Linked DNA regions of Homo sapiens: region 2 is linked to region 1. The links are chromatin contacts, found by Hi-C or POLR2A ChIA-PET in ENCODE. All regions are on one chromosome and are shown on one strand. The core of a region is the stretch at or near the end of the contact, and the rest is flanking DNA. Distances in the headings are between cores, read along the strand shown. Region 1 overlaps LINC01091 (long intergenic non-protein coding RNA 1091). Region 2 has its middle 22 kb from the start of SPRY1.

Region 1 (2,996 bases), core at 254-2,753:
CAAGTCCTAACCATTATGTGGTACTGCTTTCTACCAGATGATACAATACAAGTCTCTAACGATCTCATAAACCAATATAAACACACAGATTCTGTACACTCAGAGCTCCTTTTCTTTCCTGCTGTGTTTATCCATAAAACCTATTGAAAGTGTTAATATTATTAGGAGGTAGCATCCTGGCACATATGATTTTTTCCTAAATCAGTGCATCTTGGGCAATGTTTGAAAAGCAGCACATAATAACCACAATTAAAAGACCAAAACTTAACAAGAGAGAAAAATCATTACAAAGACTTCATGGCATGTTCCTCAACTGTACTAGGTTGGTGAAATATTCTATACAGATGGACCCTAGGATACCAAAATTATATTTGTGCATTAGTCCTGTTCAAGGAAATACAAATCACATTTCAATGCAATAAAATAATTAACACCAGAGACTGTAATAGAATCAAATTTCACATAGAGCAGGGACACACAAGGGTAACATAGTGAAATGGTTAAATGCATGGATTCAGTACTCAAATACATGTTCCAGCTTGCTCTGTCACTAACTCTACCTTCTTAAAAGCCTACTATCTTCTCTGAATGCTGGTTTTCTTATCATTATGATAGTAATAATAATAGTATCAATCTTATATGTTTTGTGAGAATTAAAAGAGTTAATGCATGTTAAAGGCTTAGCTCAGTACCATCAAACAGGAAATGTACAATAAATCTTATTTATTACTGTTATTATCATGAATGGATGTGCCACCTTGAGCAAAGGGGATTTGAATGCTCAGAGAAGTAAAAGGTCTGACACTTAACAGGATACCTGATGTTATTTTTCCAAGAACCTATCTACACATGAGTGTTGAAGGAACCACTACTCCCCCTTCCCAAATTGCTGCCTCGGGAATATATTTAGAAACTAATTGTTAACAGTAGCAGCATATCCAAACAAAAAGGGCAATGACATAACTTTGACTCATTTCTGTACATTTATATAAATAATTCAACTAATGAGTGTCTTACAAGAAGAAAGAATGAAGATGACGCCACTGGTATGTAAAAATATTCATATCAACTCAGCCCCTTTTGTTAACTCTCAATAGCTACTGATTATCTGATTATTCCTTCTCATCTGTGTTTGGATGACTTCAAGGCACTTCCCAGCAAGTAAACTCATAATATTAAAGCAATGTTCTTTCCCAATTTATACCAGATTTCATCCCATCATATCAACAGCCCATATAGCCAAAGAAAGGGCTTTCTTACACATGGTTTCCATGGTGTTTATGCCTTTCTATCCTAAACAGACAGATGCATTAAGCAATGCATGTCAATCCCATTATGAGGCTGTGAAATGGGCAGAAGTTTTGTTACACACTCATGCAATCACACACATTGTGAACATCCTGTTTATTTGGCTCATCCTCTGATGATTGGCTGTGGTATATCAGCACATTACTGACAGCTGGGAATTTCTCCAGTGGAACATGCCTTTCCTATGACAAACATCCAACGAGCAATGGGAACATGTGTCTGCCCACTGTGCCCATACAAAGCAGCCCAGTTTCTCCAAATGCAGAGCATATTGGGTGCTTGGATTTTCTCAGAATGCCACCGACAGGCCCCTGGTGACCTTTAGGGGCCATATGAGATAATACATTCTTAGACTCCTATTTCCGGACTGCTTTGGGCAAGGTCAGGATGGCAAATGTCCCACTTCCACAATATCAGATGTTACGGTAATTCCTTTTAGCTAATGTGTAAGAGCAAAGGAATGCCTTCAAACCTCATCTAGGCCCTGTGGAATCTGTTGAAAATGCATGACAGCTGTGGGCTTTGGCGAGGTTGTCTGTGAATGTATGAGATTTGGAAACCATTCAAAGCTAGAAATAACTGTACAACTCATAACCCTTCACCACTGCTCACTCTCTCTCTCTCTCTCTCTCCCCCCTCTCCCCCCCCTCCGCCCCCCGTCATGTCATTCTCTCTTCCCATCACTCATTTCTCATGCACTGTATCTGGGTCACAATCTCATCCTCCTGACTCAAATGCATCATCACTGCTGGGAACTGTGGATAACATCCTCCACACAAAAAGATGGGAAAAGAAGAAAGAGGCAGGGGTGGCAGTGGGGGCAACAGAAGGATTTTAATAACGCACAAGAACAGGAAATTGAGAAAGATCTTTTTTTTCAGTATCCAACTGGGAGTTGAGAAGCAGCAGCAAACTCACACTTATTTAAAGGCCCATCTGCAGGTAGAATCATCCTCGGGTGCTCGAATGATGTGTAAAGGCACTTGTTTTCCTAAACCTGAATAATACTTTGAAAGGCTATGGCTATTTATACTTCACTTTTGAAACTTGTATGTGTATTTTATGCACCTCACCATTAACTCTCACAGCAAAAGAGTTTGTGAGTGACATTTTTGAGAAAAGTAGGATAATTAGGAAAAGGAACTGAGAGAAAAGGGGTCAAGCTCAAAAGCCGGCTTTTTATTCAAATGACTTATACCCAACTACACTATTGATTCTGACCTCAGAATTCCTACTCTTGAAATTTTGACTTAAATTATCATCTCCAGATTCAAAGACTCAGCAACCTGGTTCATAAACAATGTGACACCCTGGTAATCACTGGCTTTTTTCCTGTAACTTCTGCTACTTCTACATAGATTTAACATACTACCTCTTGGCACAATCAGGTTGTTCCAGCAGTTTTTACTTTCTAGTTAAACCCAGGTTTTTCACATGGTGGCTGTGGGTCAGTCATTGACCATAATGACTTTTCAGCAGTCTAAGCTAAGAGGCACATTATCCACAGTTTAGCCAGGATGGAGCTTTACAACTAATGAATTATTTTGGCAGTTAATATTATCCCACTGATACCCTAAAATGAAACAAAAACACATAGATAACATTAAAACAACTAATTTAGAACATGGGAAACTATGTAAAGAAGGAAAAAAAAACCTTCCTATACAGAATTTTGCTGCATGCTCTCA
Region 2 (2,996 bases), core at 270-2,769, 410 kb after region 1:
AGGGATTCTCCCGCCTCAGCCTCCCAAGTAGCTGGGACTACAGGCACGCGCCACCACACCCATCTTTAGTAGAGATGGGATTTCACCATGTTGGCCAGGATGGTCTCAATCTCTTGGCCTTGTGATCCGCCTGCCTCGGCTTCCCAAAGTGCAGTGGCGTGAGCCACTGCGCCCAGCCTAGTCCTTAACGTTTTTATCAAGAGTGCTGCCTACACATTTCAATTGTAGATGTATTAAAATTGAGATTACTCATTTTTTCCAAAGAATGTGGGAAAGCGATTGCCATAATCTCCTTAAGGACAAGGTCTCCATCATCCTTCCACCTCTAGTGCTGGGGCCAGGATGTGGGGCAGAGTAGGTGCTTGGTAACTGTTGAGGATTTAATGAATCAATCAATCAGTACTCCTACACACCTACCTTGTCACAGGTGGACACAATATGTTTCACAGAGAAGAGTGGTCTAAAAATATTTATTCCAAGTATTAAGGTAAACACCCTATCACTACCCAAGACACAATAAAAGGGCAATAAAACATTGTTTTCTACACGTTAAGCACCTGAAATCTTTTTTTTTTTAATTTGAGTTGGAGTTTCACTCTTGTTGCCCAGGCACTTTTGTTGCCAGGCTGGAGTGCAATGGCGTGATCTCGGCTCACTGCAACCTCTGCCCCGCTGGCTCAAGAGATTCTCCTGTCTCAACCTCCCAAGTAGCTGGGATTACAGGTGCCCGCCACCACGCCCAGCTAATTTTTGTATTTTTAGTAGAGATGGGGTTTCACCATGTTGGCCAGGCTGGTCTCGAACTCCAGACCTCAGGTGATCCACCCGCCTTGGCCTCCCAAAGTGCTGGGATTACAGGCATGAACCACAGTGCCCAGTCCCTAAAACCATTTCATAAGAATATTTGTGGCTAATGATTAAATGTAATGGGAAATAAAGCCTTTTTAAGCTGAAGCTATTTTAACAAACAGGAGAATTCTAGAGTTGAATTATGTGTAAAACACAAAAAGACCTTGAATAAATGTCAACAAGTTATGAAAATTGTTCACCTCATAAAACATATAGATTTACAGCCTGAGTCAAAATGCATGGCTTAAAATGACGCTGTTTCTCTAGCATCTTCCAGGGAGTGCTTTCTTGGTTACTCTTCAGTGTTTTAATAATACTCTTTTTTCTTCTGCTTTTTAAAACTTTTGTGCTGTCAGATATATATGATACTCCATGCCACCTTGCTAATGCTAAGACAGCTATTGTATCCATAAAACCACTGCACAGTGTCTAAATCAGGAGCTGAATATGTTCTTCTACCTTTTATCGGCTCTAAAAAATGCAGAGCAAACATTATCTATTGTTAATTACCTGTAAAGTAGGGCTTTAGCCACTTCCCCTGTTTCTAAGAGCCCTGAAGTGAAACCTAAAAGAAGTCACCCATTGTTTTCAATTGTGCAAGGGCCAGGAGCAAACAGGGCTCAAATTGCAGCTCTGAAAGGCCACAGGAAATTGGCATACCACTAATCTGCACTCAACTATTCAAAGAAACAAAGCCTGCATTCCTGCTGAAAAACTCACCAGCAGAAACCCAAGGCAGATCTGTTCAGTAAGGACCACAGAATAAATCTGCAGAAATAAAAGTTTTTAATTAGAGTGCCATGAGACCTGGCTCTAGTTTCCTAGCTCTGAGAGTAACACACATCGTTTAGATTTCTACGTAGTCTTCCCAATTTTCTCCAAAATGAGACTACATAATTAGAATCCTTCCTGTTTAATGATGTCAGCAGGGATGGGGTTGGAGGAGATAATAAGAGGTCAACTGTTCACTATAGATAGCTGAGTTATAATAAACTAGAGTACTGAAATAATAAAAATGTAAGGGGATTTAAATTTACTTTTGTGTATTTGGGCTTTAAACATTCCCTGTAAACACAACAACGTTGTTTCTAAAGCATAGGAGTTGAATACAGTTAAGAAATTGGCCAGATTATCTTTCATATGGAACAGAGCAATTTAAAATGAGCTTCCTATAACATTCAAGTATGAAAATAAGGATTGTTTTTTTCAACTGGATATTCCATCACAGCAAAAGTCATGAGCCAAACCCTGATGCTTCAGCTGGTTTGGCCCATCTGCTTGATCTTACATAGTGAGAGCAGAATGAACTAACAGAATCAGGGAGTTTAGGTTCTAGTCCTAACTTTATCAATAAATGTGAAAATCATAATCCTCCCTGTGTTAGATTTTATCTGCAAAACTAGGCTAATAACTTGGCCCCTCTTTCACTCGTAAGTATGTCAAAAGCCCAATATGTTATAACCTAGGTACTTACAGAAAATGTGTGCAATATACAATCTGAGATATTACTGTATTTACTAATAATAGTGCTTTGAGTGATAGATTCCATAATATTATAGATCTATCCCCAAGACCATTCAAAAGTATTTACAGCCATAGTACATATGAAAAAAAAGAATGTTTTGAGGGGTTTCATGCCTATGCCAAGTTCAGCAAGAAGAGTAAACAATAGTTTAGTATCCAGGAGAAAGAGCATTAGCATCTAAGAAGCTGGGAAGGGCCCTGGCATTTTTTTTTTTTTTACTTTTTTAATTACTCTTAAGGATACTTTGGACGCTTAACAGAGAAGACCAAGTGGTTTGCATTATCAATAACTAAAAATACATTAGTAAAATGAAGGAGGAGTTGATTCCAGGCATTTCCATGTCAGGCCTATCTATTTGGGATGTTATAGAAAGGATGCATTATTATATCCCGTGAGAGGTGAGCCAATTCCACAGCCTTGAACATCTGTCTCCTCTAGTGCCAGAGGTTTTACTGCCACAATTCTTAAAATTAGTCTCCCCTGGAAACCTTAACATGATCAATGATATTACTGAAATTCTCTGCAGCAGATAATTACATATCTTTTTTAGAATTCTATTTACTAGTATTTGCTAGACAAAAATGACTTTAGGCAGGAGACACATCATGTCAGAATATATATT

The links. Hi-C counts contacts between places; a loop is a spot of excess contacts on that map. ChIA-PET counts read pairs that join two places held with the same protein, here RNA polymerase II (POLR2A). Pooled maps may share reads with other maps.
Region 2: a map of endothelial cell of umbilical vein shows a loop between it and region 1 (12-fold over the local background). The contact joins two enhancer-like sites. A Hi-C loop is called at or near these places in 1 of 168 maps with a recorded cell type or tissue (endothelial cell of umbilical vein) and 4 of 50 pooled maps. POLR2A ChIA-PET finds 5 or more read pairs at or near these places in 1 of 52 experiments (activated CD4-positive, alpha-beta T cell).

What each region holds. Positions count from the first base shown.
Region 1 is chr4:123,831,323-123,834,318 of GRCh38, reverse strand. All of the region lies in intron 4 of LINC01091 (long intergenic non-protein coding RNA 1091), which reads right to left. Among named protein-coding and RNA genes, the nearest start is that of LINC01091, 180 kb to the right of the region's middle. RefSeq lists a silencer at 1,591-1,885. Within about 2 kb of position 1,503, at least 15 of the 41 ENCODE cell types and tissues checked have a DNase peak (open chromatin) inside an H3K27ac peak, as active enhancers do; they include endothelial cell of umbilical vein, where a contact is called at or near this core.
Region 2 is chr4:123,417,119-123,420,114 of GRCh38, reverse strand. No RefSeq gene overlaps it. Among named protein-coding and RNA genes, the nearest start is that of SPRY1, 22 kb to the right of the region's middle. RefSeq lists an enhancer at 1,251-1,808. Within about 2 kb of position 1,519, at least 12 of the 41 ENCODE cell types and tissues checked have a DNase peak (open chromatin) inside an H3K27ac peak, as active enhancers do; they include endothelial cell of umbilical vein, where a contact is called at or near this core.